2 separate regions of the Homo sapiens genome follow, and region 2 is linked to region 1. Evidence: chromatin contacts called from ENCODE Hi-C or POLR2A ChIA-PET data. All regions are on one chromosome and are shown on one strand. The core of a region is the stretch at or near the end of the contact, and the rest is flanking DNA. Distances in the headings are between cores, read along the strand shown.

The links. Hi-C counts contacts between places; a loop is a spot of excess contacts on that map. ChIA-PET counts read pairs that join two places held with the same protein, here RNA polymerase II (POLR2A). Pooled maps may share reads with other maps.
Region 2: a map with no recorded cell type shows a loop between it and region 1 (2.2-fold over the local background). The contact joins two enhancer-like sites. A Hi-C loop is called at or near these places in 2 of 37 single-sample maps with no recorded cell type and 4 of 50 pooled maps. POLR2A ChIA-PET finds 5 or more read pairs at or near these places in 3 of 52 experiments (AG04450, MCF 10A and endothelial cell of umbilical vein).

What each region holds. Positions count from the first base shown.
Region 1 is chr4:41,092,702-41,099,784 of GRCh38, reverse strand. The region is part of intron 3 of APBB2 (amyloid beta precursor protein binding family B member 2); the gene reads left to right. Among named protein-coding and RNA genes, the nearest start is that of APBB2, 120 kb to the left of the region's middle. RefSeq lists an enhancer at 4,131-4,290. Within about 2 kb of position 3,589, at least 2 of the 41 ENCODE cell types and tissues checked have a DNase peak (open chromatin) inside an H3K27ac peak, as active enhancers do.
Region 2 is chr4:41,184,591-41,190,707 of GRCh38, reverse strand. The region is part of intron 1 of APBB2 (amyloid beta precursor protein binding family B member 2); the gene reads left to right. Among named protein-coding and RNA genes, the nearest start is that of APBB2, 27 kb to the left of the region's middle. RefSeq lists an enhancer at 1,102-1,181. Within about 2 kb of position 1,452, at least 2 of the 41 ENCODE cell types and tissues checked have a DNase peak (open chromatin) inside an H3K27ac peak, as active enhancers do.

The DNA of each region.
Region 1 (7,083 bases), core at 2,340-4,839:
GCTTTCTAAACTTCCTATGCTTTGTGTCTTATAGCTCCACTCTATTTCTGGCAGTATAAATGAGTTAGTTGAAGCATGTTTAAAATAAAACAAGACAGAACAGAACTTTGCTTTAGTTCTATGAAAGCATTAAATAGTAAGATCGGATTTTATAGCTCTGTTGTTATTGTATTTACTATAAATTTAATTATTATTAAATTGGGTTTTATTTTGTAATAATTATAATAAGGTAAGGGTCTTGAGTTTTGAAGCTTATTTGAAGTTAAATATTTGTACTGAAAAAATAAATATTTTGGGAGGCCGAGGTGGACGGATCACCTGAGGTTGGGAATTCGAGACCAGCCTGACCAACATGGAGAAACCCCATCTCTGCTAAAAATACAAAAAAATTAGCTGGGTATGGTGGTGCATGCCTGTAATCCCAGCTACTCGGAAGCCTGAGGCAGGAGAATTGCTTGAACCTGGGAGGCGGAGGTTGCAGTGAGCCAAGATTGCGCCACTGCACTCCAGCCTGGGCAACAAGAGCGAAACTCCATCCCAAAAAAAACACAAAAACCATATACGTGTGTGTGCAACACACAAACACACATACACACAGACATAGACACTGCACATACACATGTAATTTCTGAGGGATGTCAAGTCTCTGCTAAAATATGAATTAGTTGAAAGTAAGGAAAATCTCACCCAAAATATATTTTTTTGTTACAGTGAAATATTTGTAATAGTGAAATATTATTGTCAGTGGAATTTAAAAAAAAAATAGAAATTTGTAGGTTGAATTTTATTGTCTTGTAATCACATGTTAATCTTAAAAGAAATATTTTATGTTGTAATTGTGTGTTGTAGTTGTTATTCCATTTTGGAAGGATATTTGAAAAAGGATTATGTTGGAGGCCACCCAATCTGTCTACAGAAATAGAACAAAAAGGTCAAATGATTGATTCTCTGGACTTCAGGGTCTAGATATTTGCAGTGGTGTTTAGATTGCAAATGTAACTTAGCTTCAGAAAGTAAGCTACTTAAGCTGCCTTTCAAATAAGCTGCCTTTTCAAATCCTTATTTCAAAGAAATAAGCATTTCTTTAAAATTTCACATAGTCTCTAGTGCAGTATTTTCTTTACATTATACCAAAATATTCCCTTTTGGGATACATTGTAGCATTGTTGTAAAAGTTGTGTTTTGATTTTATAGAGGGAAGGCATCTGTGGGACTTGTGTGTTTACAGTAAGCTAAAGACAGCCCTGTGTTACTACAGGGACTGTGACAAAAAGATCTCTGTGTACTAAACTTGATGTTAAGGCCAGACGCCGTGGCTCACTCCTGTAATCCCAACACTTTTGGGGGGCAGAGGTGGGATGATTGCTTGAGCCCAAGAGCTCAAGACTAGCCTGGACAACGAAAGAGACCCTGTCTCTACAAAAAATAAAAAAGTTGCTGGGCTTAGTGGTAAGTGCCTGTAGTCCCAGCTAATCCAGAGGCTGAGATGGGAGGGTCACGTGAGCCCAGGAGTTTGAGGTTGCAGTGAGCTATGATCACACCATAGCCCTACAGCCTGACACTTGAGTGAGATCCTGACTCTAAAAAAAAAAATTAGTAAAAATAAAGTTGATGTTACATGTGAATATTTATATACGCAGAAGGATGTTTACAATGTACCCTTAAGGTTAAAAAAAGAGAAGGTTATAATGCAGAAGTGTACTGCACATAAATCTGATTTTGAAGAACTAGTTAAGTTACATGGAAGTTAATGGGAGGGGACGGGAGGGGAGGGGGGAGGTGTCTTTTCTGATATTTATTAAAGTCATAAGAAAATGTTTCTGACTGCTCTTTGAAAACTGTAAGGGATACTTAAATGTCTTGGTGGTTTCTTTTTGGAAAAGCAAACACACAATTTTAGAGAAAATTCAGAACCCTAGACAACCTCCACACTTCTTTTTAACCTCTGTCCTTTACTTTCACTTTTTTCTTAATTGCATGTGTCTTCAAAGTCTTCCTTGTTTCAAGCATTTCAAGCAATTCAGAAAATTGATTGTTTGAGGTAGATTTTTGGAAACTTGAGTCTATAATGGTGATAAAATATAACCGTACCTTCAAAAAAATTAGCCATGGATTGTTTTAAAGGAAGTAAAATTTGTATTTTATTATCCTACTTAATGCATGTCCATGTTTGGTTTTATGTCAACCCTAAATGAGTATGCAGCAAGTTTTTTGGTAACTTTTTCCACTTAATAATAAATAATGCATATCCATGCTAATAAGTATTTACCTACAGCATCACTTTTAGTGAAAGGGAAACAACTGGATCTTAGCCTTTTGTTTAATTTTGGGCTGTCCTGGCTTTCAGTTAGAAAGGAGTGTAAATATGTGGAATATATGGCATAGGTTTTTCATGTGAGAACAGAACAGAAAAGGATTCCCCATTTAGAATCTTTATGGTGTTTACTGTAGCCAGACATATTCTGAATAGGAGGCTCATGGGTCTGAATATGTGCTCAAAATGGTAAGTGTCACTGGCTGACAGGTGCTGTATATAAAGCTTTGTGTCTTCTTTGGTCCCTTTGTTATATTATACAAGAGCGCAGGTGACATATTCCTCCTGCCGAGCTGTCTTAATCAATATTTCTGTGCCTAAGGGAGGATTTTACCTACGCATTTCTTTCTCCAAAGAAACTCCAAATAGCTCAGATGAAATGATGGTTACAGAAGGAACACTGATAGATTTTGGAATATAATTTATTTATGGAGCAAACTACAGTCCAGGTTAATTGGAGATCCAGAATGTTTTATAAACCTTTGTGTGCATTCTTAATTTTTAGTTCATTTATTGAGCGAACATTTGTTGAGCAACTATTGTGTGCCAGGAGCTCATTATTCAAAGATGAATGAGATATGTCCTTCCTTTTAGGGAACTTAATTTGAGTTTCAAAATTAGATTTAAATAACCTTTATGTAGCATGTACCATGTGAAAAGCAGTGGAATGGACGTTATATTCTTAGACAAGATGTTCAATGACTACAATTCGATAATGATATTTATTGACCTATACCTTTCAAAATAAGTTAGGAATATAGTTTTCTAATTTTTAAAGGTTTTTTTCTCCCATTATGATTTTGGTACCTGCTGCTACTTTTTAAGTTAAATTAGGAAATGGAAAAAGGAAAGTTAAACAAATTACAAATGTTTAATTGGTAAATGTAGAGAGTGGTTTTGAAAACATGGATGTGTGTGTGTACACACGTTTTATATTTGGAAGCCTATATGCATATAGTGTCATCATTTTTTTTCTAGTAGAATATTTCTTAGTTCACATGATACAATTAAATATATTTATCAAGATTTCTTGGTATTTTGCCCTTAGAGTGACTCTGTCGCCCAAGTAAGTTTGGAAGCCATACCGTTAAGCACTTGATGTCCACAGGAATTCTAGGGGTGGGCGTTATTGAAACTCGGGGGAAAAGTAACTTGCTACCTTGATACAGTTAGAACATGTTTGAGTCAGCCTTCCAATTATGATGCATCTCACTACAAAGCCCTGCAGTATCTTCCTGACTCCCATGAGCTGGTGGTGAAAGCTGATTCAAGAATGCTGTAGGTATGCAAAGGACGAGCAGTCATTTCAGCTGAGAAATCAGGAAGTATGTTCACTGCATTGAAGAGCTGGAACTGAAGTATGACTTGAGGGCTGAGTGAGAAGACAGAAAGTAGGGAGATAATTGAGGCTGTAGAAAAAGCATATGCCAAGGCATGGAGGAATGGGAACTCATGGCATATCCAGAGAGTGGCAAGAACTCCACCGTGGCTGGGGTATGGAGCGTGGAGAACAGAGTGGACCCTGAGATCGAAAAGGTGCCAGAGTGAGAAAGGTCACACATGTGCCATGCTAGAGACTTGGAGTTTCTAAACAATAAATAGCCATCCAGAGTTTTAAAAGGAGAAATAACTAGATGGGAGTTTTATAAAGATCACTTGGGCAGTAGTGTGGAATATCATCTGGAAAAGAGAAAACTGGAGGCTGGAGACCCAGGGCCACCATGTGAGGTTGTGTAGATTGTTCACTGCAGAAGTGTACGTGTGAGCAGCAGATGGGAGGACTTAGAACCACCCAGCACACTTGTCATCAAGCTGTGCACTCATGGGGCTTGGCCTGCCTAGAGAGAGCACCTTTTATAATTTACACAATGGGATGATCTACTTGCTTTTAATTGTTTTAAAAGTAATAGGTATGATTAGATAAGATGAAACAGTGTCCCCTAGGGCCTAAGAGTCTGGAGGTGGGCATACTAAGCTATTGGCTGTATGTCAATGGGCTCGTTCCCTGTCCTCTGAAAGCCTATTTCCTCATCTTTAAAGGAGAGTTAATAATAGGTTCTGACAGGGCCCTGGACAGACCAGTTAAGAGAAGGGGTGAAATATGAGAGATGGAGAAATGATAGATCTGGGACTGCAGGCTGCTGCTAGCTGTTGTTTAGCCCTGAGAGTGTGCTGGGAACTGTACTAAGAACTTTGCCTGTTTTATTTTATTTAATCTTATATCTGCTTTCAGCAGTGGATGTTATTACCCCATTTTCAAGATTTTGAAACTGAGCCCCTGGCAGGTAAAATAACTTGTCCAATGTCACACAGCCAAGGAGTGGCATTGTCACTACTTGAACCCACCACTGTAACTGTCATGTTTATGCTCTTAACCATTTTGCCACATTTATAAGTGATCTTTTCTGTTTCACTCCTTTAATATCCTCCTTGCATCCTGTGTTGTTTTTAACTTGAATTGATCATATTTATGTAACATTTTATTTAATTTGCTATACTATAAGATCCCGAGGGCTGGGGTCAGGTCTCATGAATTTTTTTGTCTTTCGTAGCACCTTGCTTAATAAAATATGGCAGATAACACTCAATAAAATGTGGTTGACAGAGGCTGGGTGCGGTGGCTCATCCCTATAATCCCAGCACTTTGGGAGGCCAAAGCAGGCAGGTCACTTGAGGTTAGGAGTTCGAGTCCAGCCTAGCCAACATAGCGAAACCCCGTCTCTACTAAAAATACAAAAATTAGCTGGGCGAGGTGGCATGTGCCTGTAATCCCAGCTACTCGGGATGCTGAGGCAGGAGAATCGCTTGAACCCGGGAGACAGAGGTTGTGGTGAGCCAAGATCGCACCACTGCTCTCCAGCCTGGGTGACAAAGGGAGACTCCCTCTTAAAAAAAGTGGCTGATAGAATTAATAATCTCTAAGATTCCTTCTGTCTTCTAAAGTTAAATAATTTTTCATTCTATAGGTAAAGCTTCAGTTGCAGTTATACAGTTAAAGTCCAGTAGAACTTAAAAAGGGCTTCTTGGATGTTAGTTTGGTGTTTGGACTGATGGTTAAAGTTTCAAGAAATTCCTAATTGCCATTTTATCTGAAAAATAATTTGTGACTTGCTGTCAAAGACTGAAGCGAAGAGTAAAGTGTACTTCTTGCAAGCCCTTTTTGGAGGCTATAAAGCTATGCTTGCTGCTTCATTGCTGCAGCAGGTATAAAACTCCAATGTCATAAATGATATTTTTGAGTTCATAAAAAATATTACATTGTCACTCATATTAGTAAGGACCTCAGTCTCTAAACTCATGTGGAGCCCCTTGGGCCAATGGTCACTTGTTTTTTTCTTCTTCTTATTTTTATTGACAAATAAAAATTGTATACATTTATAGTATACAACATGATGTTTTGAAATATGTATACATTGTGTCAATCCTAAATTAAGCGAATTAACATATGGATTACCTCACATAGCTGACAGTCACTCTTGTTTGGTGCCTGCTGGAGTCAGATTTAGACAACAAAGTGACAGTTAAGGGCAAGTGACTGTCAGATGCCCTGGAGTCAGACTGACTGTATAGGTTTGGATTCCATCTCTTCTGCTTATGAACTTTTTTTTTTTTTTTTGAGATGAAGTTTCGCTCTTGTTGCCCAGGCTGGAGTGCAATGGCACAATCTTGGCTCACCGCAACCTCCACCTCCCAGATTCAAGCGATTCTTCCGCCTCAGGCTCCCAAGTAGCTGGGATTACAGGCGTGCGCCACCACGCCCAGCTAATTTTGTATTTTTAGTAGAAGTGGGGGTTTCTCCATGTTGGTCAGGGTAGTCTTGAACTCCTGAACTCAGGTGATCTGCACTCCTTGGCCTCCCAAAGTGCTGGGATTACAGGCATGAGCCACCGCGCCCGGCCCTTCTTACGAACTTTTTAACCCTTGGCAAGAAAAAAATCTGGGAAATGAGGATGGGTAAGAAAACAGGTTGTGATCATAGGTTCATGTACCTGGTTCATTAGGAACTTAGGGAAAAAAAAAATCCTTATCCACTTGGAAGCCACTTTTTGCTCAGATACCCTTAAAAGGAAGCCAAAATTGTGAACTTGTAGGACAGAATTTAGCACTTCAGCGTTATAGCCTATGTTTATCTCAGGATGACCCTTTGCTGTTTTTAAAGCAGAGTTCACGTGCTCTTGTAACTACTGACTGCATCTACTCTCATGAGCCCTAAGGAGGTAGTTTAGGCTTTGCTTCATGCTCTGTGTGCCTGAGTAAAATAGGAAATGATGGCTTTTAAGAAAATGGAAATTATTACTTGAGATCAACATTTCATCTGGGCTTTGAAAAACTCTGGGGTTTCTTTCATCTTCCAGGAGAGCAGCACAACTGAGCTGTGAGAAAGGAAACCAAACCCTAGGGAAAGTTTTATAGCTCGTTTCTGCTGATGTTACTGGAAAAGAGGAAGGTAAGGGCCTCTAAATAGCTCTCGTAGCCTCAGTCGACAGTAAGTTCAGGTGTTCTGGAAATAGAACACAGGGGAGCTCTTTATCCCCATTGGCCTCTGCTTGGCCTGAAGGAGAGGGTGAAACAGCAGCAGAATGGATCTCTTAAAACATTGTTGTACAGCAAAAACAAATGTATTCCCACAGCAGAGTTTCATATTTTCTTTCATGAATTTAAAGTTGAACAGAGGCCGGTGATATTTTTCTCTTTTGAAGTTTTACATCTTAGATTGCTGTAAGAGCAAGCACAGTTGAATGAAAACTCTATTCAGACCAAGTACTTTT
Region 2 (6,117 bases), core at 203-2,702, 93 kb before region 1:
AGTTGTCTTGTGCATAATCTATGCAACAAAATACACTTAGTATCCAAACCTAATAATACAAAGGTGGATGCATATCCCTTTTCCATGCTGGATACTTGCTCTTCTTTTCCTACCTCTTCTGAGGAGATAATCACAGAACTTTAAGAAATAGCCTTTGTAGCTGGGTGCGGTGCCTCACAACCTGTAATCCCAGAGCTTTGGGAGGCTGAGGCAGGTGGATCACAAGGTCAAGAGTTTGAAGACCAGCCTGGCCAACACGGTGAAACCCTGTGTCTACTAAAAATATAAAAATTAGCCGTGTGTGGTGGTGGGTGCCTGTAATCCCAGCTACTCGCGGGCTGAGGCAGAGAATTGCTTGAACCTGGGAGGTGGAGGTTGCAGTGAGCCGAGATCGCGGCACTGCGCTCCAGCCTGGGCGACGGAACAAGACTCCATCTCAAAAAAAAAAAAAAAAAAAAAAAAAAAATAGCCTATGTAGGAAATTCTTTTGATATAGTAAGTTTTAGAAAGCAAATATACTACAATGAAATAATACTAAGCAGTATGTTAAACTATGGGACATTTTTATTTCTTCAAGGATTATAACACTGGGGGATTATCAACTTTCTAATGAAAAAAAATAATAGCACGTGTAAGATTGGACCTATTTGGATAATTAAATATTAATGAAAGAAGATGTGACTTTTGATTTTTAGCCATGAATTTTTAAGGGACTTCTATTTGAAGACATGCTGAATTGTTTACTAAATTCAGGAAACAGTTACAGATTTTCAACCCTGTGCTGAGGCAACGTGCAGGTGCTTAGGAGACAAAAGAGAATGGGCCCCAGGCCTGTCTCCCAGGGGTTCACAGACAGTAAGTGTTATCGTGGAGAAACCTGTTCATGTAACACAGAGGAGGGATCAGTTAGTTTTGTCTGGGGTGTTAGAGAAAGAAGAAGAAAGGAAATGACTTACTATGTAAGGACCACAGTTCTATGGCTGAAGAATCTGAGCCATGTCCAGAATACTTAGCTAATGACTTCCTCAGGAGAGAGAAGTATACCGCTATTTACTTGTACTGAGGACTTTAATTTGTTGAGATGCTTTTATTGCTTGATTTTCTGAGGTTAGGCTGTTTTATTGTTAGGTAGCAGCAGCCAGAGAGCTGTTTTCGGAGGGGATTTACTGTCACTGTAATGCTCTGGGGCTGGGAGACTTTTATTTACCCATTAACCTTTTACATTAAGGGAAAGCACACAGATCTTAGGTGTACTGCTTGATTTTTCCATATATATGCAACTGTTTAGCCATTACCCAGGTCAAGATAGATAACATTCCTATCCCTCCTGTGGCCTTCCTCCTGCCCCTTCCAGACAGTACCCCTCCCATTGTATCTTTATCACTGTAGGCAAGTGTTCCCTCTTTGAACTTGGTGTAAATGGAATCATGAAGTGATTCAGTATGTGCTTTCATTCTGACCACGTCTGTGCAACCATCCACGTTGTTGTGAGTAGCAACAGCTCATGTTTTTCCCACTGTATATATTATATGAATATACTTCAGCCTATCCACTTTACTGTTGACAGACATTTGGTTTTCCAGTTTATGGCTACTGGGAATAATGATGCTATGAATATTCTTGTATTTGCCTTTGGTAGACACTTACCAGGCATTTCTGTTAGGTATATTCTTAGGAGTAGGATTGCTGAATTGTAAGGGGTGTGTAGGTTGTTTAATAAAGTCTTCCAAATTGGTGGTTCCAGTTTACATTCCTACCAGCCATGTATGTTGCCACCACTTTTTCTTTTTTTGAATTGAGACGGGGTCTCACTGTCACCTAGGCTGGAGTGCAGTGGCATGATCTTGGCTCACTGCATCTGTGCCTCCCAGGCTCAAGCAAACCTCCCGCCTCAGCCTCCCTAGTAGCCCAGACTACAGGCACGTGCCACCACACCCTGCTAGTTGCCACCACTTTTAACCCGGTTAGAACTGCCTTTGTTCCTTACCTTAGTTCACATAAGCATCCCCACACCCACAGGCACTGTTTTAGTCTGTTCAGGCTGCTGTAACAAAATACTCTAAAACAACAGACACTTATTTCTCACAGTTCGGGAAGCTGGAAAACGTTCGAGATGAAGGTGCTGGCAGATTAGGGTCCTGCTTTCTGGCTCATAGATGGCCATCTTCTCACTGTGTCCTCACATGGCAGAAAAGGGCCAGAAAGCTCGTAGAGGATCTTTTATAAGGGCACAAATCCCATCCATGAGGGCTGTACCCTCGTGATCTAATCACCTCTTAAAGACCCCACCTCCCAGTACCATCACATTTGGAGTTGGGATTCCAACACATGAATTTTGGAGGGGAACAAACATTCAGTCTGCAACAGGCACCACAGCTGGAAATCTTCCTGCCTCTTTAAGATTCTTTTCTTTTACTTCATGGAGGTAGCTTGTCAATAGGGCTGGAAATGTCTCTGGAACCTGTTTTCTTTTTCAGTCCCCAGATGTCTTCATTTTTTTCTCACCTTCATGATGGCAAAGCCTGCTAATTGGTTGTTCTGTCTCTAGATTTTCTTTTCTACAAGCCAACCTCCACATGTTCCCCTAGAATAGAAAGATACATAACTAAAAGCACCTATCACAGTTTATAGGCACTTTAATGTGAATTGAATGGAAATCTGATTTAAAACTGGCTGTATTATACAGTCTAAACTCTTTTGCATAAATATGTATTGGAAAGAGTTAAGGAGTAATGATTTTTCATGCTATTGAGGATCTCATTTGGGAAAAATATAAATATATAAATCTCAATAGATGTTTATGTATGTATACACATATATACATACATGCATACATAGAAACTTTTTTCCTTTGCCTCTGCAGTGAGATTTGGATTACAAAAGAAGCTAAAGTACAAATGGATAACTCATGTCACATAAATGAATTGAGAGTACTGTCTGTTTAAGGATCTTTCAGTTTAGATTTTAAAAGTTTTGGTTGATAATAATAAATAACTCTTGGTTGGCACTTAACAGTTTATGAATGTGTATGTGTGTACATAAATGTCTGTGTTGCTTATTTAATTCTTACAATGACCATGTTCAATAGATAGTATTACAGTATTCTTTTTTGCAAATGAGGAAATAGGGTCTCTGATGAGCTGAACAGTCGTCCAGGGTAACATGAATTGTACTTGATGGTTTGGTAAAGATAACAAAGCCTTCTGAATTCATAGCCCATGGTCATTAAATTCATTTATCTCCTATCTGTGTATGACTTCTGCAGATAAGCTCTGAACTTAAGTTTGTGTGTATAATATTAGCCTATTGGTACAACTGTGTATTATTAATGTTGTTTGTTTTTCTCAAATTTAAAAGACTCTTATCTTTTTTCATGTTATAAAAATGGCATGGTTTTTAGTAGGAAACACAGCAGTAAATAACAAAGTATAAAAAGCCATTTTTTAAAAAATCACCTGAAATCCCACCATTTTGATAGGTGTTACATTTTAATATTTGGCAAGTAAAGGACTGCTGCCTTTTGCTACCTGAGATCTTATTTTGTATCATTGTATCTTCACTTCATTAGGAAAACAGTTCTTACAGAAGCTCATCTCTGACTTGATTTTATTTCTGTGCTGGGGTTGTTTGCTAAAACTTGAAATAATCTTAAATGAAAACACAAAATACAAAATAGCATTCTCATATTGATGATTCCTATATGTGTGCAGAAGCTAGGAATTTTAGTGATAAAATTAAGTTCTTTGTTGCTATGCATCTTAAATATTTGTTTGCATTTCAAAGGAACATATAGTACAGTCAAATGCATGGATTTGGAGTCTGACAAGTTTAGGTATCAGCTCTGGCTTCATAATGTCCTAGTTGTATGGCATTGAGCATGTTTATCGATTAATACCTACCTGATAGGGTTGCTGTGAACACCCAACAGTGCAAAAGTAGTTGTAGTTAGTAATAATAATAGTGCTGTATTAAATGCATTTTTTACTCATGATATTTTCAATTTATGGTGGGTTTATTGCAATGTAAGTCAAGGGTATGGGTAATGATGGTGCTTTATTTCTAGTCAGCAGTAATTTGTTTCCAGATAAAGTAGAGATCTGAACTACAACAGTGGTAATACTGAGTGTTTCCATAGGATTGTATAGACTCTGCATTTTTTTGAGTGAAACAGTTGTTGACATAGTGTAAGGGTTGACACATTGTATTTTTGAACTTCTTGGAATCTGCTTAATGGCAAACAGGTTGCTGAGAACCGAAGGTCTTAGCTGCAAAGTGAGCATACATACACAGCCCTGCAAAGCTAGGTGCATACCAGACAAGTGAATAACATACTAATTATTATCCTACCTTGGTAGTAATAGAATTGTAGCTTCAGGCACTATGTAAGACCTAGCTTTTTGAGCTGGCAAAATAGTGATTACTATTTTTAGTTCAATTTCTGCTCTTTAAAAAAACATAGTATACTACTTGCTACTCCTGGATGGTTTTATGTATTTTAATTAATGTTATCTTATTGCATTTGTACCCTGAGGCTGCTTTAGTGAAAGATATAATTTCAGAAGGCTGATGAAATTAGATAGGTCTGACTAGGAAGACTCTGTTATTCATATTTATGGTTATAAAATATTTCGGGTACATCTGTGTAAGACATTCTTGTGCTATAAACATACAGACACTGTTGTGAATCAATTTGCCTTAGAGTGTGGTAGAGTAGTTACAGACCAGTATAGTAGCTCTAGTGTGGGGGTGATTTGTTGTTTTTGTTGGGGGTGTTTTTGGTATTAAACATGACTTTACATTTTTCACTTGAAATCTCATCGTGCAGTGCTGTGTAAAGAAATGAAAGTGATTCTAAACCAAACACACACAACACTCCTCAGCTCTATTACTTTATAGTCAGGCTTAACACATTCTGATGGAATTGGCATGAAGTACGTGACCAGGTAGAAATCAGCTTTATTTGGTCTAAATGACTAGCCGGTTATAGGGCATGGAAAATCTATTTTAAATCACTTTCCAGAGCCAAATGCAATTAAGATGTTGCAATAAAGTGAAGGCCAATTCTCTGAGAAAGAAAGAAATACTATTTTGAATGAAAAAAATACTATTTTATTTGACATAGTCAATAAAGAAGAAAAGCTATAATAAACTATTTATAATGATAATGTGCAGAGCAGAGTTTTCTTTGAAATGGGAGTTAAGAATTACATAAAGGTGTCACAGAGTGATTGAACAGTTACTATACAGCATATTCCCTACCTTAAAGGTTAGGGTCCTGAAACCCTCTTTATGGTAGATCTTGTGGTTGTGAAATTTGAAATCTTAGGGGGAAAGGTCATGGGCATCAAGAGAAGAAGTGAACCTTAGGAAAACTTAGTACACATTGTTTTTAAGATTCTCTGAAATCAATAGCAATGTGCATTTTAGAAACCTCACACAGCTTCATTGTAATGCTGTGTATTCCTTTTGCTTTGTGATACATAATAACCATATTAAGATGCTTTTGTTGTATCCAGGGGCCAGTCATCTATCCAAATACTTATTGCCCTTTCTTCTTTCTGCTCTCCTTCATCCATCCATATATTTCCATTCAATCATTTCTCCTTTCCTGCGAGGTGCCATTTTAGGCTTTGGGGATACAATGAAACAAAGTTCCTGCCCTCAGTAAGATTACACTCTAGTGAAGGGAGATAGATAAGTGTCTCAGGTTGGATTCTCCACAGGCGGACGCTGAAATGGAGTTTGGGAAGCAGGATGTTTATTTGCGATCAATTCCTGTGAACAGGAGGTGGAAGGAGAATTGTGCAGGGGAAGAAGCTGAGCTGTGATGCAGGTTTGGCGGAGTCTCTGCCAACCTTCCAGAGAGCTCTGCAGTGAATGTCACCTCTCAGAGTGTCCCACACAGAGGTGTGGACTACCCTGGGAAGGATGTGACCTCAGGCAGGTGAGGCTGCACTCTGTAGCCAAGGCTGACCCCAAGGAACTGAGTCATGGACGCTGTTTACCTGCATTTGCTCAGCAAGTTCTTTCTTTATTGGGGGATCTAGCAATGCATCTCCCAGTCTGCCACAATAAGTACTTAAAGTACCTGGTGGTGACACACAATGGAGAAAAATA